Linked DNA regions of Mus musculus: region 1 is linked to region 2. Evidence: chromatin loops called from intact Hi-C (ENCODE). Cell type or tissue: heart. All regions are shown on one strand. Links, peaks and the distances in the headings refer to the core of each region. The heading gives the core; the rest is flanking DNA. Region 1 overlaps Sorl1 (sortilin-related receptor, LDLR class A repeats-containing). Region 2 holds the start of Sorl1 (sortilin-related receptor, LDLR class A repeats-containing).

The links. Peaks named below come from ENCODE experiments on the same cell type or tissue, not always from the same donor. Only the 100,000 strongest peaks of a DNase experiment are listed, where the experiment ranks them.
Region 1: a loop joins it to region 2, with 2.0 times the contacts of the local background. A loop is called at or near these places in 9 of 42 quality-filtered maps.

What each region holds. Positions count from the first base shown.
Region 1 is chr9:42,067,938-42,076,761 of GRCm38, forward strand. It overlaps Sorl1 (sortilin-related receptor, LDLR class A repeats-containing), which reads right to left. Exons shown (of 48, transcript NM_011436.4): 7 at 4,308-4,409; 8 at 3,135-3,304; 9 at 1-52. Among named protein-coding and RNA genes, the nearest start is that of Gm16214, 50 kb to the left of the region's middle. In heart, for the core only: no CTCF peak of the experiment used is centred there; no DNase peak of the experiment used is centred there.
Region 2 is chr9:42,119,047-42,127,870 of GRCm38, forward strand. Sorl1 (sortilin-related receptor, LDLR class A repeats-containing) reads right to left here and starts at 5,251. Exons shown (of 48, transcript NM_011436.4): 1 at 4,783-5,251. The coding sequence starts at 5,067. In heart, for the core only: a CTCF peak has its summit at 5,075 (motif pointing right); a DNase peak (open chromatin) is centred at 5,295; H3K4me3 peaks cover 1,989 bases; H3K27ac peaks cover 1,674 bases; H3K27me3 peaks cover 1,765 bases.

The sequences.
Region 1 (8,824 bases), core at 265-8,264, 51 kb before region 2:
TTGTAAGCCTTCCACGCGGTGAAAGTCGGCAAACGGCTCATTTGCAAAATACCTGCAGGCAAAGAATAACAATCGTGCAAGCCCGGGATCGGCATTTACTTGGCATTTTTGCATTGTGTGCAGCATAATATTGAACCATCTTAAAGCACACAATATCACGGCACTAAGTACACTCACATTGTTATGCAATGTGAGAGTTCCAGGACATTTTCATTATTGGCAGGCACTGTCTCTGTCTGCTTTTCTTTCAGTTCCCAAGCCTTGGTAACCACAGATCTGCTTTCTGTCTCTACAGATTTGCCTGATCTGGCTCTTCTGTATGAACTGAATCATGCAATACCCTTTTATATCTTGTTACTTTCGCTTATATGTTTACAAGGTTCACCATACATCATTTTTTAGAGTTAAATAACTTGCAGAGAGAGAGAGAGAGAGAGAGAGAGAGAGAGAGAGAGAGAGAGAGAGAGAGAGAGAGAGAAAGAGAGAGAGATTGTTTTTAAAGGGCCAGGATGCTCAGTCAGCCAACAACTCCTCAGAGGACACTTAGAATGTAAAAGACATCTTAAAGAAGTTGACAGAGCGAGATCCATCTCCTCACTTTGACTATTGGTCCAAATCCTTCAAGAAGCCTGGACAAGTGGGAAGCCTTGAGCCAGGTATGTAAGACACAGGTAACAGTGCTGAGGCTCACAGTCTCATCTGATCTCTAGAAATACAATTCATAAGCACTGAGCACGGGGCTCCCTGTCAGGAATCCTCACAGCATCTCTTGCTGGTCTGCAGTGAAGCAGTGCGGGCAGCGAGAGGACAGCTCTATAAAGCCTGAGGCAGCTCTGGCTAACAGGACAGTAAAGACCGCCCAGGTCTTACTTGCTACCCTCAAAGCCCACTGGAAAGAAATTTTTCATTCACATCGCATGCTCATTAGAAATACAACATGTATGACGAACGGTCACCATGGTTCATGTGTGGCTTTTTAAGCTGGACATGTGCCCTTTAGGTCGGGGTTTCTGAGCCATGGGCTGTACAGTAAAGCTCCCAAGTCCCCATCATATGCTGTAGGAATCCCCTGAACTGGGTGATGGTTGGACCACCTCAGATAGGGAGACACACACAACCTCTACCGCAGGAAAGGGAAGAAATACGTAGTACCAATGAAGCTGTTCTTGGTTGGCAGGATGAGAAAAGCCCCTCCCCCCACACCTCGCAAACCCAGGTGCGTAGACTAAACCCTCTGATGTGGGTGGAATTCCTTGGGTCTCTGTTGGAGAATGGGTTAATGGGCTCTGGCCTTCTGTACGCTCACCTCAGCTCTCTTCCCTTCGGAAGCTACCATCCTGAGGCTCCCTGCTTATTATGCCCATGTGGGAGGCCTGGCTTTCTCTCAAGACCTGGTTCTTTTCCCTGTTATCTTCTGGGGGCTTTAGCATTTACTGCCTGCCAGCTTTTGCCAGGCTCTGCTCTGATGTCCAGCCACACCTTCATTTCCCTCTTTGGCTTGTACTAAAACAACAGACTTCACGCCTGCACTCTCTCCTGAGAGTTTGTTTTCTCTCATCATCTCTACCAGCCCACTCCAAAGCATTTCTCCCCTCCTTTCCCAGGCGCTATGGGCTAAAACTTGCCAGAAAGTTCACCTGGCTTCCCCTTCAGCCATACCCTGTGCATCTACACACTGGCAATTATCCCCACCACTGACTGAGCCAAGTGTTCCCTCCAAAGCTGTCCCTACGGGTCTGCCACCTAGTTAGCACATTAGTTCCTACATGAGTCATACAACTCGCTATGGCGTCCCATGAGATTCCTTCAAGCACAACCCACAAAAGTGAGAGTGAGTCCCTGTTAAGAGTTCTCACTCCTCTTCTTTAAGGAAACAAGAGCCAATTTGTCAGCATCACACTGCCCTTCTCCGTCCAGAGCCATCTATTCTAAACCAGCCTGCTGATGCATCTGAGAATTCTCCCTTACCCCATCTCATTTGGCTGAGACAAACCCACGAATGATAACAGCTCATTGGACTGAACACATCTGAACCCTTGTCGCCCTGAGATAAAGCCTGGCTATATGAAGAAAGCTCGACAGGATGCTGGCCTACCACTGTCAACACGAATCTCTTTTCAATATCTCAACCGGATGACGCACTGCAGTCTCAGGCACCACGGAAGGAACCTGTCACATGTAAAGGGCAGTTTCCAGGTGTGACAAAGCTGTATGGTCACATAACAGAGGACCCCTTCCTTAGAGGTCCTCTCTAGGGGGTGGGGGATCCCACTCTTTCCTACCATGAGAAACTTATCTGAATATATGACAAATGAGTAAAATGATGAAGTCATCATTGAGCCTCATCAGTCACTCCATAGACATGGGAGTCTCCGAGGTGGTGGGGTGGGGTGGGAGAATGAAAATTAAAGTCACTGAAACACCTGAGGGACAATGGCTCATGAATCTTACTTATTAAAACATGCAAACTCTATTATTCATCCACAGAAAGAAGTGAGATGCTAATACTCACCCGATGAGGTTGGACCTTGCACACATGCCAGAAGCCAGATCCAGAGGGCTGCATACCATCCCATGATTCCACGTATGCCAAGCATGCAGAAAACTAAATCCAGAGTGCTCAACCGCTCCCCAGCCCTCAGAGAAGGTAGCACTCAAAGAGCACCTGTCCTATGAGCATCAAACAGCCCTACATTTGTGATCACCAGTTAAAGGGACAATGACCCTGGGGACTTTGTTATCACACACCACCAGAGGCTGTCTGTCAGTCACTTGGAAGCAGGGCCCCTGTGTCCCCTGAAGTGATGGTATCTTTCAACTGTTTTTTCCCATTGGCTCAGATACCACAAAACCCAAAGGAATGGTTAACTAAGTAGCTGAGGTCCTAAGTGTCACCTAGAACAGCAGTGCTCAGCCTTGGCCACACACAAAATCCCTGAGGGGGACAACCTGAGCCATAACCCTAGACCAATTCAATTGTAATCTGAGGACACCCAATCCAGGGGTGGAGGGGGTACACACTTCGAAAGCACCTCAAGCAAGGCCCCATGGACAACTAATCTTGAAAAGCACTAAGGTAAGAAGAGTCTGGTGGCCTGATTGGCTCAAGGCTGGAGGCTGGGGGTTTTCCTTACCTCACCAGAGTGTCACTGCCGGCCCCTCCTGGGCTGTAATACAGCACATTCTCCAAGGAGAGGGAGAACTTCAGCCCCTCTGCCTCTGAGATGTATAAGTTAGTGCTGTTGTTACTGTGGCTAACACACACGAACACCTGGTCCTCGGCGGCATCAGCGATGTAATATTCCTTCAGAAGACAAAGTCAGAAAACAAACAGTTAAAAACCCAATTATCCCTGGGGGTTTTTATACACACATGCAGGCAATGACCTCACGTGTCCCAGTGATAAAAGTGGGTATAAAGTCACAGATAGCCCCCCCCTCCCCCTGCAAACTGACATAGCTGAAATGATTTTCCCTTCCAAGTATCCATGACTGGTCTACCCATAGAGCTTGCTGGTACAGCACCAGAGAAGAATGGGCCTCTGACCTCCATAAATGACCTAGAAACCTCTTTTTGGTAATGATGTCTCCTCTTCTCCCCCAACAGACCTTTTATAGCACAAGGCACAATATAGATTAGCACGCATTTCATTTTCTCTTCTTTTCCCTTGGGAGACTGAAAGAACCCATAGAAACTAAACAGACCTGATCATCATTCCTGTTACATACCCGCTGGCTGATGCCAAAGCCTTCCAAGGCAACCTCCTGGCTGCAGGCTCTACCCTGGTGATCCACAACTGTGCCTTCTTAGCAGTCAGTATGTACTAATGCTGAATTCATTTGAGGTATGTACTAATATTGAATTCATTTGAATACTGGCTATGTTATGCTTTCTCCACTCTGTTCTTGGTCTTTCTAACCTGTCTGTTTCTACAAAAACAGAACCCAAATACATCCCCTTCTGGAACCTTAGTCATCTGCAAGGAATACAGCATGTGGTTAATAAGCAAATGCCATGCACAAATCTCCCCTTGCCCGAGGACTGGCATACGAGGCCAGTGACGGGCACTGACCCTTCTGCCAATCTTACTGCACTTAAAGCAGAAAAACGATTCCCATTCAGCTCCCCTTCCAACAGTGAAGTGCACAGCAGCAGACCAACAGGCCCAGAGTATAACAGGTCTCTTCAGAGGCCTCTCTAGAGGGTGCCCACAGGGAGAATGTAAAATGCTCACACCAGCAGGACATTCCCATGAGGCTTGGAGACAAGCATCCTCCCCTTCCCGGCTTCCAGCAGACCTCACTCACATTAATAGGATGCTTTGTGACAAACTGGGCTGCTCTCATAGGCTTCCGGCCAAAGGAGACCCAGAGCTGGACAGATGACTGCTGCTGGCTGCCCGGAAGATGCTGCCAAGGAAGAGAAGAGGAAAATTAACTGTGCCAGATGACAGTCCCTCAAAACATGAGGAAAAGAAAACAGGTCAAACCCTCTGATTCTGCTGAAAACACAAAGCAGTCTGTGACTCGGTCCCTCTTCTCTTTTTACAATATCTGCTCAGAGCTGAGCTGTTTAGTACAGGACACTCGATCTACAATTCCTACAGACAGTCTGAGGGTATCAAAGGAAGAGAGACAATGGTATGACAGAGGAACTTGGACACAGGGAGGGTGGTGGAGGCCACCAGAGTGTGAAAAAGAGCGGTGGGGAGGGAGAAGGCCATGGAGTTCAAACAGAGCAGAGCCTGCAGCTTTAAGTCTGCACAGGTGAGCTCAGCCATACACTATACAAAGCCCAAAAAGGCTTCAATTTGCAAGACTCTGCAAAATGCTTGGTAATTCCATGATCCAATCTCTAAACATTTCCCATCAAGTAGGATATATGTATGTGTATGTGTGTATGTGTGTGTGTGTAGAGAGAGAGTCTGATAGAACAGAGCAATCAACAATGCTAAGTATCTAACGTTGCATTAGATATTTTAAGATATCACTGGGTCATAAAGATGTTAAGGTGTCCTGTGCATACAAAGATCTTCATGACTACCAATGAATACACATGCCCACGAAATACACATATTGCATGTTATGTTTTTTTCACTACTTTAAACTCTGTTCCCCAAAACAAGACAATTTCCAGTAACACCAAAGGCCCAACGTCAGCTGGAAGTTTCAACAGAAATACAACAGTCAGTAAATAAATTGAAAAGCGTTCCTGTATCGTTAGCCATCAGAGACATGAGAATTAAAACTGCTTTGAGATTTCATTTCACACTAGTCAAAATGGCTCTCATAGAGAAAATAGATGACGCCCAGTGGTGGAGAAAGAGCCCACCTGACGGAGAAGTGTGAACGGAGCAGCCAACTACTGCTGTCAGCTTGGAGGTTCCTCGAAACTAGACATCAAACCTGCTCTGACCCAGCAGAGGTCCTTGCACATCCAAGTCTATACCACAATAGCTAAGAAAGGGAACCAGTCCAGGTTTCCATAGGCAAAGGATCAGATGAAGAAAATGCAATATATTTAAATAATAAATTTTATTCAGTCCGACAGAACAATTAAATCATGACATTTGTAGGAGAATGTATACAACTGGAGATAAGCCTCACTCAGAAAGAGAAATACCACATCTGTGTGTGTGTGTATACATATACATATATATGCATGCCACTCTTATCCCATAAATACAAATTTATAGACCACTATATATCAATCTTTCTTCAAAGTCTCAAAAGGCATACTTTCCCTGCTTCTGAGAGAATTATTCCTTACCTAAAATAATTCAGGTTAACCCTGAGGTATTGTGAGAGTGTTATTGTATTGTTTTATGGCCATCAAGAAATATTTTAGCAATATTTTAGATCATGACACACCAGTTACTGTGCAGGACACTGTCAGGCTCTGTCGCTTTTCCTAATAAACAGTGGGGTTTTATTAGTTGGCCTTTTTACTTTTTAACTGTTATTAGTAAGCCCTGTGGAGCAGACTTAACAGTACAAATCAGTGTATGATAAAATAAAGAGTTCTGCTCCCACTGCCCTACCCTGTCCCCATTCCACCTTCCAGAGTGTCCACTGGCAGAGGCTCTATGCACCTGCACAGTCACACACAAACATCCCAATACAGTGACAAACAACACTGAGCCTTCCCCTAACACTGAGCCTCCCTTCATCCCTAAACAACAGGGCCCTGACCATCCAGAGTAAAGATCTCCATTCTTTATCTTCTCTTCAGCATGTATAGTCATACAGTCAAGCACTGGTTAATGAGATGACAAGAAAGATATCATGTTGGTCTGGGGGGAAGCTACTTGGGCGTACCAGATCAGCTGGCGGTGATATCATTTTGGCCATGCTGGGTTTCCGTAGTCTTCCTATCTGAGTGGAGACTCAAAGGCCAGTGAGGGCATGTTAAGAATAACTCCACAGGATATTTCCAGGAATGGAAAGATGCAAACATTACCATAGCCACAGCTTGCTTGTCTACCTGAGGCAGCGCAAGAAAGAGACACAATGCCCATTCTGGCTGTCACTTTCTAGTGGCATTCTCGGTGGCCTAAGACAATTTTATGCGTGCAATCAAACTGGGTCAGAAGAGAGGAACTACCTAGCAACTCCTTCGTGAATACTGCATGCAAACCTGGCCAAAGCAACTCCTTCATGAATACTGAGTGCAAACCTGGCCAAAGCAGTTTAGCCTTTCTTCATGAATCATGTATTGCAGACATCTTTCCACTTCACACTGGTGATTTCCAGAAGCGCTTTCTCATAAAACGCACGGGAATACACTGCCTCCTCCTTCACATATGCACCATACCATTTCTAGGCTACACTCTAAGAAGAGAATTAAGGTTTTTAGAAAAGGAATTATTTCTTCCTTCTGAGACAGAATCTCATATAGCCCAGGCTGGCCTTGAACACACTGTCCGGTTGGGGGTAGATAGCCTTGAACCACTGATCCTCCTGCTGTACCTCCTAAGTGCTAGGGTTCCAGGTATAAGTCACCATACTCAGCTTGCAAGACTTTCATTCTGCATTGAAATCCTGACAGGCTGAGTCCATGACTAGACCTACAAACGTGTGCAGTGTTTAAATGTGTTCATCTGGGTGGATGCTACAGGATTTGATACTTTATGGACAGGTTAATTTTTTTTAAGTTTTGCATTTTCGGTTCTGATAAGCAAATGATGTAGATTTCAGTGTATATCTGAGATGATAGTAAAGCAAAAAAAAAGTCATGAGTCACCAAGGGGGAAGTGAGAATTGGTATATTCTTAATTACAAAGGCCAAGAATGCAGTGATAAGCTCTTCAATTTCAAGTCTCATAGTGGCTCAGCTAGAAGGGGTGGACAGCAGGAGCCCTCCCAGGGTGTGGGGTGACCTGGACAGTAGCTAAGAGCTGGCAGTGGTGCAGTCTCCTCTGGATCAATGACAAAGCTTCTAGCCAATCACCACAGATGTTCCCAGCAGGGGACATCAGACATAAAACACAGAAACCCAGCACAGTGGCCCAGGCCTCTCCTCCCACCCAATGACCCATCTCTTTCAACTTGATTGCACTAAGAAACATCTAAGGGATCAAGAAAGCGCCTCTCTGGCTGTGTCTCTGGGGCATTTCCAAAGACAATTAACAAAAGGGAGATGACCTACTCTGAACACACACGGAGGCACTGTCCCCAGGCTGGCTAGGGACCCAGATGGAATAAAAAGAGGGAGAGGAGCAAGCCATGAGTGTAGGCTTCTCTTTTCCAGAGCATCATGAAGTGAAGTGAGCTACCCCGCCCCGCCCCACCCTCCCCACGGTTACACACCGAAAGCTCCGAAGTCCTGTGTCAAAACCAACCTTTCTCTTTTAAATTCTTTCCCTACAGTCTTTCGTCCCAGTAACAACACTAATCAGATTGGCACATCCCAGGTACTCGGGAGGCTGGGGGAAGAAAATCACTTGAGCCTAGGAGTTAGAGACCAGCCTAGGTAACATAGCAAGATCTCACGTAAGGAAAAATAAATAAATAAATAAATAAATAAATAAATAAATAAATAAATAAAGCATAGGTAAACTACGACTAGCTTCCATAGTCCCAGAGGAAGGATGAAAGCTGCTAAGGAGAAAAAGTCACCAACAGTCCCATCTGGCTCTGATCTCTGTGATCCAGAAAATGGTCAACATGGCAAGAAACACCTACAGGTGCAATAGTGGAATGAATGTTATAGCAGTAACCAATGGCTTTCCATTTAGACTTAAGAGACCTGCACCATATAGGAAGCACTTGCCTGAAACTGTAAACCTGACCAAGAACTCATAGCTGGAAAGCTCACAGGCACAAGGGCAAACCTATTACTATTATGTTGCTAAATGGACATAATATTAAAAGTATCTTCCAAATAGATACTTCTGCACCCATAGATTAGTGCCGCCGTCAGTCTTTATCAGAGAAGTGGTTTTGCACCAAGGACAGTGGTTAACACAGAAGCTCACAATTGCTCAAAATGCAGAGGATAAGCATCAGAGGAGCATCAGCCATAAACAGGATGTCTATACCACATCCATCCTCCCTGACGTTCAGGGAACGTTGCAGAAAGGAGGCAGAAAGATTCTAAGAGCCAGTAGCCAAGAGGACCTGGGCAAAACAATGCCTTCTGGACATGACAAGAACAAAGAATTCATGAACTCGCATAGCTATGACTGCCTACACCAGCCAAGCACCGTGTCAAGCCAGTGGACATTCCAGAGCGGGGGCGAGGCACTCATGAGCCTCTACCTGCAGCAGAGGAGCTGTTGGTGTGATGGCTTCTGGGAGAGAGAGTCGATTTTCTCTTAGAATGT
Region 2 (8,824 bases), core at 542-8,541:
AAGGAAATCGTAACAATAACCTGGCAACAAGTGTTACCAACTGAGAAGGGGATACAGGAGACCGCAAAAGGATTCACCGGCCTCCACACATTTCCTCAGAGCACAATGGCTTTGTTAGCAGGCATTATCTGCTGAAGACTATGGAAGCTCAGTGGGTAAGTTCTCCTCCCATCCTTTGAATTCTCAGTGTCTCTCCGTGGGCCCCCTTTTTTCCATCCCTTCAACCACAAAGCCTCTACTGTTCCAGGCTCTAATCTACCGATGAACCAAACCGTGCCAGACACAGCCCAGAACTCAAGAGAAGGGATCCAGGCGCAACCAGGAGAGGGATTTCAAGGTCACATCCCTCACCAACCCAAGAGGGCAACCAGGTCTTCACCTACGCAAAACTCAGCTTGGCACCGCCAGCGTGTAGCCTTCTCGGCTTCATCTGGAAGCCCACAGGTCAGACATCCTAACTTCAGAATCAACCGGCCAATTCTTTCCCAGGCAAGTATATCGTGTAAGAATCAACAGCAGAGTGATCTAAAGCCAAACAGTATTCTTTCCCCAAAGGAGGCCTTTTGTCCAAGGCCCTTGTGCTGTAATGGACACTTTGTTTCTAGTCTCAAACCAGGACACTGTATCCTCTCCGTCCTCTAAAATGCAAGAATTATGAACAGAGAGCTTGTTGCAAGCAAAATAAACCTGTAAATCCTGTTAGGCCTTATGCCTCATTCCAAAGGATCCCCGATCCCCAACTCTCTCTCCCCTCCCCCCCCCCACACAAATTAAAAATACCATTAGCAAAAACCAATATGAGAGCCCTAAAAGGGAGAACACTGCAAAAATAGAATTCTACGTCTTTATTGGAATTAACTCCCAGATAGCACAGGAAACCCAGGGCTACACTCCCAAGGGCCATCCCATCAGCTTCAGCACCACGGAGTGAGCCAAAGCCTTTTGTCAGTTGGTGGGCCTTCCCTTGCTCCTGCTCGTAGATAACTTTATATAACTTACTGTGCTGCCCACTCTCTACACCGCTTCTTCCAGGTAGAAAACTGGTCCACAGATGGTTATCAAGGGTCTCCCATACAGTGAGACACAGAGGAGCAAATCCTGCCCCTCCACCACACACACACACAAGAAGCACACAGGGAGATCAGGCATTCCTTATAATCCAGGGCAGTAAGGGCTGGAACCAGGCACACAACGGTTCCCACAGAGCTGGGAATACTAAGGGCCCGGGAGGCTTGGAGAACAGAAAGGGGGTTCTCTAAGCAAAGAGAAGAGGTGAAGAAGACCTTAGGGGAAGAACACAAAGCAAGAGTGATTACAAAGAACAGGAAAGAAATCAGTGTGGCAAGAACCATGGACAAACTGCGCGTGCCAATCCACGCCTCTAACCCCAGTACTCTGGAGGCAGAGAGAGGAGGAACGCCAGTTAAGAGGCTAGCCTGAGCTTCATGGTCAGTTTCAGGCCAACTTCGGCTAAATGAGACCCCACCACCACCAAAACAATTTAATATATAAATTAATTAAATATATTTATACATTATTAAATCATTAATAATATGCACAGTTATCAAGAAATGTACTAGAGATTATTGTCAATAATAATTACATATATTATATATTTAAAAGCTATTGCTTCCTCCTCCTTTAATTTGACCTCTTTTAAAGGATAGGCCTTCCTTGTAAAATTTGAACTTATGTAGAAAAGCCTTAGAATCTGGTCTGTTGGTCTCTACTATTGCAAATGTGTTTCTGGGTGATCATGTCAGAACCACTCTCCTCGTATTAGGAAATCTTTCTAAGAAAAAGATCCTGAGAAGGAATATAGTCAAAATAACAAAATCTTTACTCCATAAAGTGAGGAAGGTAAAAGAAGGGTCACTCCAGTGTGACATGCTGTTAACAGGCTCCTTTCTCTGCCAAAATTTCCCTGGCAAAGCCTTCCTTCTGTCCCCCCTGAGGCTAGTGACCTTCTCACCACCTCCCTGGCTTCTGCTTCCAGCTCTGACAAGTGTCCCCTTACTCCCTTACCCTCACCAAGGCCCAAGGACAAGAAACTGCAGAGCACCTAAGTCTCCCTGTCCCCAGCCATCACTCCAGGTCCAGAGCCTCCCTCAGCCACATAAGCCCACGGTAGGGTAAGGGCCGGTTGAGTGTGACAGGTCTGCTGGTTATCACCTGTTTGTTTACAATGACCTCGAGTTCAATTGTTTTCTTTGTTTGCTGCTTGTTTGTGTGTGTGTGTTTTGAGAAACATATCCCCTTCAGACAACTGTCCACTGTAATTATGTGGGTTTAAGAATTGAAGGGAATTTATATAACTTGGTGCAGGGTAAGAGTTCAAACAAGCATACAGATTAATAACACAGCCGCATTTGGGGGGGTAGGGGGTGGAGGCACTATTCATACCTGGGTATGTCCCAGGAAAAACCGAGGTACACATATGGCCACCTCAGCTACAGAGGTGATTCCAAATAGACATACATCACCCCAGAGACCCAGAGAAGAGCCCCTAAGCCATTCAGTCACTGCTTCCTGAGCCTGTAGTCCGAAGGGCCTGCACCAGGTTAGAGCTTGTGGCAGAAATCCCATACCATAAAGTTAGGTCTTCCTTCTGTCTGAGTCCACTCCTCCACAAGGAAGGGTAATGCTATTTTTTTCCTTAACCTGTAGCAATAGGGAATGGGGGCCTAGGAAGGCAGCCCTAGTGAGGACGGGTACAGGAGGGATCCTCACTGTTGTGTGGGAATGCCTCATTCTGAGTCCAACTGTTGGCTGGATCTGCATCCTTCAATGGAACCAGTCTGGCTGGCCTGAAGACATGAAAGCAAAGCGCAGGGGGCGGGGGGTGGGGGGGAAGTGTTTGGAGAGGCTCCCAAAGAGGACAGAGTTCGTCTCTAGCTTGCTATAAATCCCTGGGAGATTTTCACAGGGCAAACCCTAAGGAAGGAGGAAATAAAGAGCACCTGCATGGATGCCACGGAGACTAGAAGGTGCCTCTGTCCACCAAAGCTAGGCTGGAGGGGACCTGAACACTCACTCCTCCCACACCCAGCCCACCCTCTCAGGAGCACAGCAGAGCTCAGCAAGCTGGAGAGACCCACCCTCGGCAATTCCAAGCTGCCATGCCTGCCAAGAGCAATCTTGCTGACTTCCAAATTACAAAAAGGAAGTTTCAGATGGGGATGAAAAGGGGGGCACAAGGATCTGGGCCCAAAACAGGGCAGGTGGGCTTCAGGAGTCTAAGCGCTGCACACACCACGTACACACAGACGCACACGCACATACATACACCATCAAGCAGTTACAGGTCATCTGGTATACATTCCTGCCCAGGGGCAAGTGGTCTGGTGGTGGGCAGATGTCAGCTACTCCCACCCACACACAACCGCCCCTCTGTCTTCATAACGATATATACATTTTATTTTAGAAAGGAGATGTTTAGGAAGCACTGAGCAGAGACAAGGTGACCCCCCACCTCCCAGCACCCAAAGGTCAGTGAGACCATGCAGGCAAGAGAACTACAGTGCTCACAGCCCTTTCCTGCGTGACCTTGGACCAGTCATCGCACCTGTCACAGTTTGGGTTTCTTCACTCAAAACGTGACACAATAGGGTGACACAATAGGGTGGCATGTTTTATGAGACGCTTTCTGGCTCCAGGAGTTGATTGCTTAACTCTATGTATGGCCTGAAGGAAGACTTTGCTATAGCCAAAATCAGTGAAGAAAGGCAGAACCCCCAGCTAATCACTTAATTTGTACTTTAGAAAGCAACAGTCGCTCTGGGACATGGTTGTGTTGGTCAGCTCCATCAGGCCCACCATTTCTCTCCCACCGACCTTCTAGTTTTGCTGATGTCAATCTTAACTGAAGGACTGGGAGTCTCTGAGTAGACAATAATACGGGCAAATTGATTCCACCAGCGCTGATACGAAGGGGGACAAATTCAACTTGGCAACCCAGCAGTCAGTGGGGGCCATGAGTGAAATGTGTGTTACTTATGACCTAATAAACCCATTGCCTGGATAGAAATAAATCCTTTAATGAATATTAAGCCCAGCAAATTTCTTGCAGTAGTCTCAAATCCCAAGTGTCATAAGAGATAGTTTCTATCTAAAATAAAGCCATCACCTTGAAGGGCTGGGATGGAAAGGGGACGGATTGATGTGCTGTACTCCCAACGAAGAGAATCCAGCCTTACACGCAGATATTCACGAGCTCACACGCACACATATGTCTACTGGGTACACAAGGGGCATTCGTAGCGCTTTGAGAGTTGCCCACCTTTACTGGGGTTCATGAGAATAAACATGGCATGCCCTCCTCTGCAATTCTGCTTAAGTGCTTTACAACTGCAGGATTCTCGCTCCCGCTGCCAAAGGATGGTACGGGAGTTGGGGTGGAAGGGAGGGGGGTTATGCCCGTTTTTATCCAGATGTAAAATTTATGCTGTACCCCTCAAAATCCTGCCAGAAACTACCCTAGTCTGTCTGCATACAGGCTAGGGAAGAGAGGCTCTGCACCCTTCCAGTTACCTGGAACACATCTGCTAAAATCGACAGAAAGGAGGAAAAAGAAAAAAGATCTATGCGACCAGAGTGCTGACGGCTGTACTCATGTGATGTACAGGGGGAAAGGAGAAGAAAAAGAAATGAAACAAACATGCCAGCCGGGAAGTCCCCAAGCGGAGCCAGCACCTGGGAAGCGACTGCAAAGGATGGGTGCGGGGGTGAGGAAGTGGTGGGAGAGAAAGGGGCTGGAAGGAGGTGGCTTGCAGAAGTGCTCACCTGTCCATACACCTGGATAGGCTGGGGCTGCAGAGCAGCGCTCCGCCGGGTCCTGAGTGGCTTCCTGGCCGCCGGGCTCGCCCCCGGGGCATCCCCGTGCGTTCCTAGCCGGAGATCGCGCGGGTCGCCCTGCACCACGAAGAAGCCCCGGTCCTGGGGCAAGGGCGCCGGGCCACCGTGCAATCTCTGCGTCCAGCCCCCGCCGAGAGCCCCGCGGGGTAGCAGCGCGACCAGGGCGAATAGGAAAGGGAGTCTCGACTCCCTCCTGCTGCTCCGTGTCGCCATGTTCGGGCGAACGCTCCCGCAGGTGGCGCCGCCGCCAGGAGAGAATGTGCAGCGCGCGCCGGGACAGCGCGGGGCCAGGGCCGGGGCCGCGCGCGCCGCTCCCGGGGCTCCAAGCCGCCCGGGCCGCTCCGCTGCGCCCGCCACCGCAGCCACGGCCACCGCCGCCGCCGGGTCCCGCTCGCTCGGCGCCGTGCCGTCACGTGTGAGCTCGCAGCGCGTCCCCCTTCGCGCACTTTCTCCGCTCGCTGCGACTGCGGCCCCGCCCCCTGGGATGGGGAAGTCAAGGCAGGGAGCGCCCGCCTGAGGGCACCGTGGTCCCCTTCGCGCACACCTCGCCCTCCCTACCGCAGTGAAGAGTTGCGTGGGCGCCGTGCTCTATTTCCCCGGGTTGAGTTAGCTACTCCATGGGCTCCTGGGGTACCCTGGTCGCCCCAAACTGCCATCAGTCTCTGCACCTTGTGCAGCCACTCAACCACCTTCCTGGGCCTTGGCCTCATGTTCACCTCCAATGGAAAGCAAACCACAGAACTGGCCCTTAGCACACCAACAAAGTAAGTCAAGATGAACCTGCTGGTTTGTGAAACTTACGTGGTTTCAACTACCAGAAATGCGCTTGAAATGGCTACAGCTCAAACTACCTTTGATCAAGCTGAACTAACTGCCCCTGCGTCCAGCAGAGTATAGCAGACAAACACCCTGCCCAGAAGCAGTAAAACCTAGGCTATACTTGCTCCACCTGGACAACTACACTAGGCATGGCCCAGGGCCCTACCAGCCTCCTGCTTTGGTCCCTTAAGATGTTCCAGCATTGAGCCACTCTCAGAGCTAAGATGTGTGTTTCAACCAAACACCATTAGTTGTAAAGGCTGTAAAGACTGCTCATGTACTGGAGGAATCAGATGCCCAAAGACGGGGTGCACTTTCAATGCACCTTAAAATCAGCTCCAAGAGCCAGATTGTAACCGCTTTTATACATTTTTCCCCCAGCTGGTGGGAGCAGTTAAGTATTAACCTGTATTTCATCCTAGGTCTCTCCAGACTCCAGTCCTGGTTATTGGGATGACTCAAAGCCGTCCATTGGTTTAGAGAAGGGAAGGTGATCTCTCTCGATCTCTCTCTCTCTCTCTCTCTCTCTCTCTCTCTCTCTCTCTCTCTCTCTCTCTCTCACACACACACACACACACACACACACACACACACACACACACACACACACACACACACACACACACACACACCTTTCTGCCACTTCAGCAAGCCCGGAGCTTGGTTCTGTCTCTTGTTTACTTGCCATTCAACTTCAGTCTAGTTAGCCTAATCTAGTTCCTTCGTTCCTCCCTCCCTCCAATCTATACCGCTTTGGGCAACCCGCCAGAACCTGTCATGATCTGAACTGGGTTTGTCCCTGGGTTGAAGTGTATTGCCATTGTGGTGGGTGCCTTTAAGGGTTGATTATGCTATTGAGAGGAACCGGGCCTTTCTCAGTGGAGTAAGTTTGTTCTCCCAAGAACAGTGGGTAGAGCAGTTGAACTTTAGCTCCGCCTAAAGCAGTTCTCATAAAGCAAGGAGCCCTCCTTGTTTTATCTCTAAAACAGCTAGACCTCCTATGAGCTGAAGCAGCATCCGGCTCTTGCTGGAAGCTGAGAAGGTGCCAACGCCATGCTCACAGACTTCCCTCCCAGCCTCTGTAACTATGAGCTCAAAATATGACTATCACCTGTGAAAGAATGCCAGCATCCCTTCATCTCCCTCAACCCGCCCCAGCTGAGGTTCTGCAGCCTCCCACCCTCCCACAACCCTTTCCCTCCCCAACTCAGATGATTGTTGAGCCACCTAACTCACAGCCACTGAACCATCAGCACCTCTGCCATCTTTGACTCCCAGGAGAAGACTAAAGGAACAGCCTACAGTCAGAACACCCTGCATGAGATTTGATCATCGGTTGTTTGTCAGGCTATCTTTAATGAGAACCATCTTCGATGAGTTAGGCTCTCAGCAGAAAACAACCCCAAGCGGCTTCTAGTTGTTGTGTGGAAGACAAAGCGGTCTGCCCCTGTGAACTGCTGGCTTCAGCTTCAGGTGGCAATTTGCGTGGAAGGATTAGTAGGGCAGGACCAGCTACTTGCTCATTTTGATTTGGATTTGTAATTTCAATGCTATAAAACTGGCAAGAATGCTTGAACACGGTTAATTTACTCCTCGAATGCCTTCCTCTCTAATCATTATCTACATTCTAAGCCATTCTTAGGTGGATAGTCGGCTCTCGGGGAGACCGTGGGCTGCAGAACCATGGGGCACAGGAGAAAGAAAGCACACTGAATTTTTTTAAGGCAAAGGCCCAATTCTAGCTATGGGGACTTGGCTGAATGCCCTCCCTGGAGCTTCCGTTTTCTCACCTATAAAATAGAGGACTTAGTTCTTACCCCACCTCTGCTAACAGTCAGAGTACCAAGCAAGTGAGCTCGTGTATGTAAAAAAAAAAAAAAAAAACTGTGACACTCCCCACAGCAAAGGACTGTGCAGGCAGCGTTGGAGGTCTGCATGATGGTTCTGGTCTTGTGGCAAGTTTCTACATGGGTTTGGTGGGTTTGTTTTTTCTTTTCTCTTTTGTTTATGCTTTTGGGGCAGGGGTTAGGAGGGTTCCCTGGTCGGTAAGATTATTCTCTACCTTTGGGACTCCTACAAGAGCGTGAGAGGTGAGAGCGGAAGAGCCACAGGGCAAGTTCACCCCGAACAGGAGTCAGAGCTGAGTTGTGCAATCCAAGCGGGGTAGTTTTCCTAACTTCAAAACCAGATCTGGGTTGTAAAAAAGCTTGTACTTCCTCCATCTCCCCAGGGCCATAGACAAGGGGAAGATGTATTCTAGCCCTCTCTGCCCTACCCACGGCCTTGCTATGATGCTGGACAACATCACTACAAAAATCAATATGCATGGATCTATACATGGACAGCTTAGCAGGGAAAGGTGCGGTGCTTGTTGCCAAACCCAGTAAGCAGAGTTCAATTCCCAGGACCCACGTAGTGGAGAAAGAGAACCAACATCTACAACAAGTTGTCCTCTGATCTCCATATGGGGGCCACACTTTCACACTTGTGCACGAATGTATACACACACACACACACACACACACATATGAATGTGTCTTTCGTGTGTCCATGCACATAAACAAACATACAAACACACATATGTATGATAGCACATACCACACATACATACATGAATAAAGGAAACACCTAGCAAAAGCTGAGTATGGTGGAAGACACCCATACTCCAGCACTTGCGAGATTAATGTCTATAATCCCATTTCTGGGACGTTGAAGGCAAGAGGATCATGAGTTTGAGATAAGCCTACGAAACTTAGCAAGTCCAATTACTCACGAGCTGGCTCAGCCAGAAAAGGCGATTGCGGCCAAGCTGGATGAGCTGAGTTTGATCTCTAGGACCCAGATGGTGGGGGCAAACAACCAAACTACAAGTTGTCTTCTGACGTTCACATGGATATAACTCACAGGTGGAGTGTTTACTTAAAACACCCAAGACCCAGACATAGGCTCTCCCTGTGAGAGAAAGGGGGGAGGAGAAAGGATGACAGGAAAGGAGGAACTTTAAAATAACAATGACAGCTGAAGACAAAGTGGGCAGGCAAGGGCAGAATCCTGAAAACATACTCTGATTTCTTTCTTACCTGGGGACCTTTGGAAATACTCCCCATCACTCCTTGGACCCTGGCTAGACTCTCTCTGCATCTAAGTGACT